Regions from separate parts of the Mus musculus genome. Here region 1 is linked to region 2. The links are chromatin loops, found by intact Hi-C in ENCODE. Cell type or tissue: left cerebral cortex. All regions are shown on one strand. Region 1 holds the start of Il1rapl1 (interleukin 1 receptor accessory protein-like 1). Region 2 overlaps Il1rapl1 (interleukin 1 receptor accessory protein-like 1).

Region 1 (5,000 bases), 460 kb before region 2:
TCCTGAGTGCTCAAAGTTTAAACATGTTCTATCACACCTGATTTAAAGTCCTCTTTTTAACATCCATCATGGGTACAGAGTTTGTCTCACCCACAACGCAGAGAGAGGTCAGCCTTTTCCAGATATTAAAATAAAATCAAAATATATTGTTTAATGCTTCAAACATCTGCAAATAAGAATTCAGTGAAGTAATTAAATGTCTTAATTAGATGCACCTTGCAGCTGCTGGTAGTCTTAATTGGCAATAATGCAGCTACATTTTGTTCTGACACATATCTTCAGAAGAGTTAGAGAGAGAGAGCTGAAGGGAGGCAAGAGGAAAATGTTCCCACACAGTTCAAGACAGTTCGCACAAAGAGGATCCCATGGCAACAAACAGTGAGGCCCACAGTTGGCTCAGTAAGATCCAGGAATAGACAATGCTTCACCTCGGATTCAAACAAATATTTCCCTGTCTTGATTTGAAGAGAAAGCTTTTAAACTCATCTCTTTCAATAGGATTGAAATGGTCCAACATTCACCTGTGTCTTTAAAGCACTTATTCAAGCTTCCTGATTGCTTTCTGTAGCCTATGTCAAGGTAAGATTTCATGCTGTGCTCTCTGTGGGTAACAAACTGACTTGTAGAAACATTGCAAATGCAGGACGGGAATGATCTCTCATGTTGACCTCAACCACACCTTGGCCACAGGTCCTTTTACAAACAAAGAAATTGAGGTCATGAAAGATTAGTGATTCCTATGAAAAAAATTATGACAAGGTAGAAATAGAATTTATCTCAGATATGAGCCTATGGTCTAAGACTTGTACTTCTAAACTTTGCTTGAAGCAACTAAGTGTGTTAATTGTACCTCCTTCAGTACTTTGGGCGTCCTTAAGTGGGTCAGCAAAAGGACTGTGCAACAAGACATAGTAAAATGGATCATTCACTAGAAGGAAATGGTAACATTCTCTCTTCAGATTTTGCCTTTAGATTTTTTTCCATTGCAGCATGTGGGGAGGAAGAGAGCTGCCTGCACAAGAGAGGTTAACCTGGGTTAAAGCCCTTCCGAAATACTGGGTAAGTCTTGAAAATGCCCTAGCAGTTTAGCACATCTTCCCTTGCCTTGCCTTGTAATTTCAGTTGTTTAATGGACATTCCATCAAAATATAGATTTTCCTCCCCGTTCTGTTTCCCAACTCTTGGTCATCTCACTTATGCTCTGACTCAGTCTAGCTTTCAATTAATTACCCATTTCATCTAATTTTTCAAGTATTTAATCTCCCTCCAATTTGTGCTTTATTCTGTAAATTACATGAAGACCTAGTTTTCAAGGTATAGGGTTGTCTTGCCTGCTCACTTTTCTACCTTTGGTGTATCCTGTGAAGTCTACCAGTTAAAAAGCTTGAGGAAAACCTTGTTGAGCAAGTTAAGATTTTCAGACTTGTCATTGCAGGGGGTGGAAAAAGCTGAAGTTTGGGGAGAAGGAGGAAGGGTGACAGAAAGGCATTTATCAATTCTCTTTTCCACTTTACTCCATTGTCAGTACCTAAGGCTGTGGCTGCAGTGTAAATATGCGCACTTCTCCAGGGGCTTGCTACTTTAAGTGCAGTATGCAGTCTGACAGCATTATTATAGTGCACGGACCAGCTTATTAGAGACTCAGGCTCTCAGGCCTCACACTGCATCTCCAGAATGAAAGTGCATGCATTAAAGTATTGGAATAGCAGAATTAAGAGTTTCGTAACATCTCAAGGTAAAAAGGCAAGGCACATTAAAGTAAGTAACTCCTCATCTATCTACAAGTATCTCTCTACTTTTGTCCCTCATCCCTCAACACAAATCCGTTTCAAAAAACTGCAGCGAACTCTCAAGATGTACAGAAATCTTTACTGCTGAGGAAGAGAATCCTCTTTCAGTCCTGTCCTGTCAGTTTCTCTTCCCACTCCCCCTACTCCCGTCCCCACCCCCTCTCCTCAAGGGAAACCCACCACAAGCATTCTTTTCCCAAACTCCTTTCTCTCTGGGAAGATTTTGCTCTTCCCCAAACGGAGGGAGCTCATGCTGGGAGGTAACTGCTGGAAGGATTTCCAGTTTACATACCAATACAGAGAGAAGCACTTTGCAAAAACTGTCCTTCAGGAAAGATTAGCACCTTGCCACCTGAGACTCTGAGCTCAGTTTTTATGCCATCACCACCCCCCTTTTTTAATTGAGAGAGAGAGAGAAAGAGAGAGAGAGAGAGAGAGAGAGAGAGATCGCTAGAGCTATAATAAATCTTCAAAAAGAAAAGACGAAAGGAGGTTATTATGAGTGTGTCAGATCAGGCATCGCTCCTGTATACCTTTCAGCTGCCTAGAAAAATGCAATCACAATTCTACGTGGCTAATGCAAGCCTGGGTAAATGTCCAATTGGCTGGGCCACTTTTGCCTGGAAGGACGAATTCCCATTATTCCTTCCAGGGTCCTTGCTGAAAGATTCCCAGGCTACCGTCCTTCCTCTTCGGGTCTTCTGAAAACTAAAACTCGCAAAGCGGTGGCTGTCTGTGGATTGGCTAGTACTAAAATATCCATTGGGTGGCAGTAATACTATCCTCTTTATGACTTGCTGCAAACCAGAGAATGCATTCAATCAAATGAACCGATCTTGTAGAAACACTGGAATCATTTATGCATTGCAGTTTCTCTTTCTTGTTTTCGCTCCTTCTTCCTTGGGATATTTTGAGTGGATTCTGGCTATTAATCAAGATCTCGTGCTGTTCGTGGCTTGCTTGTCGTTTTCGCTCAGGATTAGCATCATTCAAGATAAACGCAAAGCTGCTTCCCCCCACCCACTCTCTTTTGAAAAATCATTTTTGGGGTCTGCTGAAGAGAGCTAGGACCCAGGAGACACCTTCCCAAACAGCAGGGGTTGTGTGCTTTCACATAGCAGTACTGTACAAGGAAAACCCCGTCGGATCTGTTATTGCGGGATACTTGTGAAATACACATAGGATTCTTTCTTATGGCTGCATCCCGGATCTGGAAATTTTACTTGGGGACCAGGAAGATTTGAAAGGCTACATGTATCCAGAAGATTTGCAAGCAAGACTCCGATTCTTGTCGTAGAGCTCACAGACTTATTCACTTATCGTCCGATTTCCTTCCTTCTTTAAAAAATAACCAAAACAAAACAAAACACATTTAAAAAATTTCTCCCTCTTTTTCTGATCTCTCCTTCTTCAGTCTCTCCCTCTCTCTCTCTCTTTTTATTCTGCCTCTTCTTTTTTTTTTCTTCCTAGTCCTTTTTTTTCCCCTTTCCTGCTCTGCACCTGGATTGTATCGTCACTAAACAATCGGGCACTTTGAGAACTAACTGGCGACAGTCTTGTAGGGAAGATCTGTATGGAATTATCTGCTTTTATGGTGAACTTGGCATTTGTGAATGGGTACCTTGTTCACAATATTAATTGCTAGCAAAAACAAGAAAAAGAACACAGGAGTAAAACGTGGATTTTTCTGAATACGCATTGTGATGACCAGCAATTACCTTACCGGCTGATATCCAGAGGAGAATAATTTGGAAGACAGTTGTGGGTAAGGTCATTTTTATATGTAGACCCATCAGTGGCATGAGCAAACTTGGGCGTCTGTAATGAGAATGGGTGACTTGGATGATTGCTGCATCGCATTGATGGCTGTGATGTGGCCGTTATTGGCACAGAATGGAATAACTGCAGTTGTGTGTGTGTGTGTGTGTGTGTGTGTGTGTGTGTGTGCATTCCGAGTATAACTGGAAATAAATCAAAGAAGCACTCGCTCCCCAATTATTTTTGTGTGGAAGAGAGTCTTGGATTTAATTCTGGATAGACACTCTTTGTTTGGATGCAATATTTGTGGTTCCTGTGTTCTGGAGGGACAGCAGCGGTAAAAGGAGCACTTACTGAAGAGCCCTTTTCAAATGAAATGAGCTACTCTTTATTCTTTAAAAGAAATGTTTTCAACTCAGTGCAGCATTCTGCTGCATTTCCCAGCCGCAATGGGACCAGGGATATCCCACTTGTCAAGTTCCTAAACTTTAAGGTGATAATCATTGTTAATTGTTCTTCAGGTTGTGGTTATTGGGGATTATTAAGTGTCGTGGTCTACTTTTCTATCTATTCTGGTAGATTATCATTCAGAGTGAAAAAAGAAGGGACTGAAATTGATGAGTAAAATAGAGAATAATAGAGCAATATTATCTTAAATATCACCATCGTGCATTCTTTCCTAAGTTTGATTGTCCAATAATATAATTATTACCCAATACCCCAAATAGCTGAAGCTAGGACCCACGTGCAGGGAAGTCAAAGGTCTGGAAGTGGAGATGATCCTTTTATTGCAATGCAGCTAGCTTGGGAAATGCAGTCAATTACACACCTCTCTTAACCTTAAGTTGAAGATGTGTTCTATCTGTTATTTTACCCTTTAGCTAAAAAGTTAGAAACTACAGCACTCAAAATTCTTAAGCATATTCTGCCGGGGAAATGGGATAAAAAATCGATATTGATGACGTGGTTCGGTGCACTGTACTGCAATGCTTAAGTCCCATATTCAGTACCTATGATGAGAGAATGGAGCATTTGCATGTGTTATAAATCTCACCTGGTAGATTGATCTGAAGGGGAGGGGAGAAGATATGTGGATATGTAGGAAGATGGATGGAAGTCGTGCATAATCGGTGATTATGTAACTTCATTACATCAGTGAGCTTCAGTCAACGATAGTGAGATGGAATGATTGTATAGAGAGAGCCTCCATCACCCTGCTAACTTTTGAAGCCTTGTAACAGTTAACAGAGGAGGAGGGCAGAAAGAGATTAGCTCCGAGGGTCCTGTAAACCTTGATCTCTGCGGTGAATTTAACATGAGTTTTCTCACAGTGAGTTTCACAGGGCTAGCAGATCATGTAAGCTTTAGGGCTGGACAGGAGCAATTTTAGCCACACCCGTGGAGAGTCAAAATGTGTCTGCAATGTTTCACAAGTGCCCCATTGAGTCTTTG
Region 2 (5,000 bases):
TAGAAATAGACACATACACACACACAAACACAAGTAATATAGTTCTGACAATTCTAACTCTATAGAATCTGATGTGATTGGAAACTGAATCTGAACTAAATTTGGTAACTCACTAGTGTACTGCAAAGATTTGCTTAACTTCTTCCTGGAGACAATCAGTTATCTTCATGCATAAAATTATCTTTGTGGGGAAAGAGGTTAAAAATTCTTTATCACTCCCTGGAACTTGCCACTGTAACATTGATTCCCAGGATCATTAAATATATTTTCATCTTTGTTATGAAGGTAGACACAAATGAGTTCAGCGATTATAATTTTGGAAAAGTGAATTAAATTCCCTACTTACAGATTCTCATTTATAACATGTAAATAGATACATCTCTTGAAGGTTTAATAAGTGTATATAGACATATGCTTATATATTGTATTTATATATGTGCCAGTTAATAGATGAATACCTTTCAACCCTCTTTATGACTTTTTTAGATAGATAGATAGATAGGTAGATAGATAGATTGATAGATAGATATACAGAATTTTTAATGAAAAAGGCTTTATTGAAGAAAACATTATACGCATCAATTCTGTTCCTTTTTCTATTCAAGGTTTTTGTATAGTGTTGAATATGCATAATTCATTATATATTCAGTTACTATTTATTTAACCAATATTTTGATATTAAACAAAAGAAAAAACAGCCTTAGGATAAAATTAACTGAAAATTGAAAGTTGCCTAGTAGGATTCACTTCTGTCTTGGTAAAATTATATACATGGTACAAATATTATTTATGGCTGCCAAAAAATAAGTGTCTTCAACCCTAAAGCAGTCCAGCGTGATGTGTGATAAATAAAAGAAAAACAAGTGGTCACCAAGTAACACTAGCATATTTGATTTCAGAAACTAAGTGATAATGTATACAAAAATGCTACCATAGCTACCATTGTTTCTTAAATTAATTTCAGATCTTGTTCCTCCAGTGATTTATTTCTCTACAACATCAACTTTCTTCTCACTCTGGGAAAAACCATATCTCCCATTGCATCAAGTACTTTTCTCCTCAAGAAGACCAAATATCAAATAGGATACAACTAAAAGGAGGAAATAGTTATTTCAGCTCAAAAGTTCATAAGATTCAGTCAATTGTTGTGAGGAAAGCTTGGTGGAACAGAGTTCTTCATGGCAGGGTGGAAGAAGAGCGCATGTCAGGAGCTAGGCTAGAGTGGAGTAGGTAACTTCCAAAAGTATATCTACTAAAGTAACATGATCTGTAATCAAAGCCAGTTGCTTATTTCTTCCAGCAATATACTACTTTCTAACAGTTTAGTACATCTGAAAATACCACCACCAAACTGGAAACAACTTAATGACATATGAGTCTGTGGGCACATCTCATACTCAAACCATGACACTGATCTTCAAATTCTATTCATTTTATTACTATTCAAAATAACTTCTTCCCTTCCTCCCACTCTTCTTCCTTCTCTTTTCTCTTATTTCAGGGTTTTAAACTAAAAGGCAAGGTTGCATAGAGCCATTTATGTCCTTTTTAGTCTCAAATTATTTTATCCTATTTAGTAGAAGGTATAAAATTTACATAGACTCAAAGCTAGAAAATGTTAAATCCTAACAGTGTTTTAGAAAACTTTTCTTCTATGTGACATCTTTTCACTTGTATATGATGCATCCTTTCACTCCAGATCTTCTCTTTTATCTTCTGAAAGATGGCCAAGCCAGAACTCCAATAGCCTTCTAATTAGTCTGACTCATCTCTGAATACAAACTTTTCTGAGATTCATTGACAAAATGGCTAATGGTAAATGAACATAAATTTGTTTCCACATGGGATCATAAAGCTAAATCTTTCAAAATGATGTGTTGTGGCCTTAATAAGATATTTTTATTTGTTCTATCTCAGGGCTTATTGGATTTTGATGATAGGGTGATCAAAGGAAGCAAAGGCAGACACGGGTCCTATAAACTGTTATTGGGGATGCTCAACTCGGTGAAACTCACATGGTATCATGTTTGTGTTATCATTCTGGAGTTTGGAGTGTTTCTGGTGACAGAAATCTCCCCTGGGTTATAACTATGTGACAGTGTTAAGATTATTTCATGAGCTGACTTAGACAAAGCATTTAATTACATTAGTATCCAGATGGAAGTTTGAAAGAAGTTTCTATTTTTAATCTGAGAAGTTTGTTAGTACAGAGATCATTTCAGAAATACTAATGATGAGTCTTTCTGTTTTAGTTTAAAAGTTAATTAAATTTAAAAACAAGGATTTCATTGCTCTATTTTTCTCCTGATATAGTTAATAGGTAGCCAATCCCAGAGAACCTTTTGGTCTATTATCCAACAATAATAATATTGTTTTGTTTGCATTTGTGGATACTCTTTCTCCAGAGTAATAGAAAATACTTCCCAAGATTGTCTTATTAATCTTTATAGAGCATCCTATGGTAGACTGCACTTGACACTATCCACACAGATGAGTTTTATTGGTATATCTGGACAAGCAAATAAAGTAAGTCCAGACACCTGTTAACATTCACAGTGGAAATTTAATTGCAATAATGAACTCTATTGCTTTCCTGCCTAGCTAACAGATTCTTTTTCCTCATGAATGACAAGATCACTTATGTTCTATTTGTTGTATGGCTTTCCAATTTTCAGTAGGCTCTGTGTTTGTGGAAATGTGTGTATGTGATAAATAAAGTACATGTTTTATATATATAAAGGGATTACTTCGCCCTCTAGAGGCTGCTCACTAGAAGCACCATTCAGTGTCAAAGATTGAGAGTGGTAGATGAAACCTGGGCTCGGAAAAGTTGAATGGCCCAAAGACTCTAATGTCCCTTCTTTCACAGTGGACTACAATGTAATGAAAGAGGTAAGGTTTCAACAATGCAATGTGGATATTATCATCAAGCAGAGTCTAATATTCCTTTTAAATTTGGGTAGTTTTTAATATTAATAGACCCTGGGCCTTTAATCACGTTTAAATTTCAATAGACATTTTAACTCATGTAAGCTCTCAAAATGGAAGCCAAAAGAGTAATAGTAATATAATCTTACACAAGGTCAGGCCAGTTGTTTAAGCACCAATTAAAAATGTTTCTATTGGATGCATTTGCCTGTTGCATACATAAATTCACTTATAAAGATATAATGAAAACATAGACTGGCTCAGGGAAGATATTTCAGTGGGTAACATGTCTGCTCTACAAGCACGAAGACCTGAATTTGTATCATTGCCATCTACCTTTATAAAAAGGACAAGATCCAGTTTGTCTATAACTCTTGGTCAAAGGTCCATGGGAGAAATGCAAACAGATCCCTGGAGTTTGCTGCCCCGCTAGTTTAGCCAGTCTAGTGCATGGTTAAGTGTTTTTGTAGTACACTCAGTGTCCACCTATGACCTTCACATACATGATCAATACCCTCTACTGTTCTTCTCAGAATACAAAACAGCTGCAATTTTATCTGCCTTACATAAGGCTCTTAACAGCCTTCTATATTTCTGTAGCTCATCTTGTTTCTAAAATATAGTTTTCTTTTATTCATTTTAAATAACTATAAAGTATCATGTTTTACTTGCTGTTTTACCTTCCAAATGCTGTATTTATGGAAAATGGCTGATAAAAAGGGCAGAAGGCACACAACATATCACCCCATTTTATAGATAACAATATCAAGTCTTAAAGAAGCCAATCCCCTTACATAGGAACAGAGAGCTAAGAAAATTATCTTCTCTGAGTCAAATATACTGGTAATCTGTTCTTCCAACTCCAATTCCTTAGTGAACACTGCCAGGTACAAAAGTTCCATCATCAGATTCTCTGTTCTCCAACATAGACCGTGGCAAGTGCATCATATTTGATTATGATTATCTGAACATAGAAGAAGGCTTGCTATTGTCAAAAGGAGACTCTTCTCTTTGACAGGGTATACAAGAATGATGGGTCAAGTGAGAATCACCATTGTCCTGGTTTATCATTTTCTGTCATTTAAAGACAAGAGATAAAACTGAATTTGTGTTAAGAGGTCAAGAATCCTAGTACAGTTAAGTCATACTGAGAGGTGTGTATAACAACATACACTTTAGGATGGTGGAGTCTGGGAATTCGGCTGCACAGCCTGCAAATTCTCATCCATTCATGTGTTCTGGGTCCCATGTAATTACTATTTGGATGCTAATACCTTTGAATAGAAAATTAAAAATCTGCTTGTTTATTTTTCAGAACGTCTTTTATTTCAGATGCATTCTTAATCAGTCAAAAGAGATGTTCCACACAAAAGCGTATTTCTACATGATGTGTTAATGGAGAATGACAGTACAAAACTAAACAAAGAAAATGAGTTACACAGTGAAATCCTTTCAAGCCAAACCACAGCTGTTTGAAGGATGATAATATACCATAGGACTGCAACTATTACTAATTAATTTTCTTTACAGGTTTTTAGAAATTCACTGGTATGTCTTGTACTTAGGGCTAAAAATGCACACAGTAACATTTGATAGCAGTGCTACAATAGAGATCTCACATTGTCAACTGCTGCTATGGCTGAGGATTTATTAAGATGAACAACTTGAGAATTACAGATGCATTTATTCCAGGCACTTTAGATGGAAAGAACATTTAGTACTAAAAGTTTCTGATACAAGGGAGAATTTTGAGATGAAGGCTAAATAGAACTAATACTTTAAAAACTAGTCCAGACATGAACAGTAAATAGTGAACACTGAATTCTACCTGTGCCAGAAAGCTTGACTAATGTTAAATGTAAGCAGCCCCCTTAATCTTTTCAATATAAACTGAACATCTTTTTTCCTGAAGCTTTCTCAACTTATTTAACTGGGTATTTCTTTTGATTCTTTTTCCTTAGAAAAGCTTACCTAATAAACCCTACTTTTGAATATTTACTGTATTCCACTTTTGTACTATACTTACACATGGACCTTTCTCATTCACACTCTTTCTCCAATTGAGCCTATTT

Evidence for each region. Peaks named below come from ENCODE experiments on the same cell type or tissue, not always from the same donor. Only the 100,000 strongest peaks of a DNase experiment are listed, where the experiment ranks them.
Region 1: a loop joins it to region 2, with 10 times the contacts of the local background. A loop is called at or near these places in 7 of 42 quality-filtered maps.

The regions. Positions count from the first base shown.
Region 1 is chrX:88,113,554-88,118,553 of GRCm38, reverse strand. It overlaps Il1rapl1 (interleukin 1 receptor accessory protein-like 1), which reads left to right and starts at 2,606. Exons shown (of 11, transcript NM_001160403.2): 1 at 2,606-3,555. In left cerebral cortex, a CTCF peak has its summit at 2,557; DNase peaks (open chromatin) are centred at 2,853, 3,562, 3,921, 4,757 and 3 more places; H3K4me3 peaks cover 2,920 bases; H3K27ac peaks cover 2,762 bases.
Region 2 is chrX:87,653,604-87,658,603 of GRCm38, reverse strand. All of the region lies in intron 2 of Il1rapl1 (interleukin 1 receptor accessory protein-like 1), which reads left to right. Among named protein-coding and RNA genes, the nearest start is that of Il1rapl1, 460 kb to the left of the region's middle. In left cerebral cortex, a CTCF peak has its summit at 2,757 (motif pointing left); a DNase peak (open chromatin) is centred at 2,726.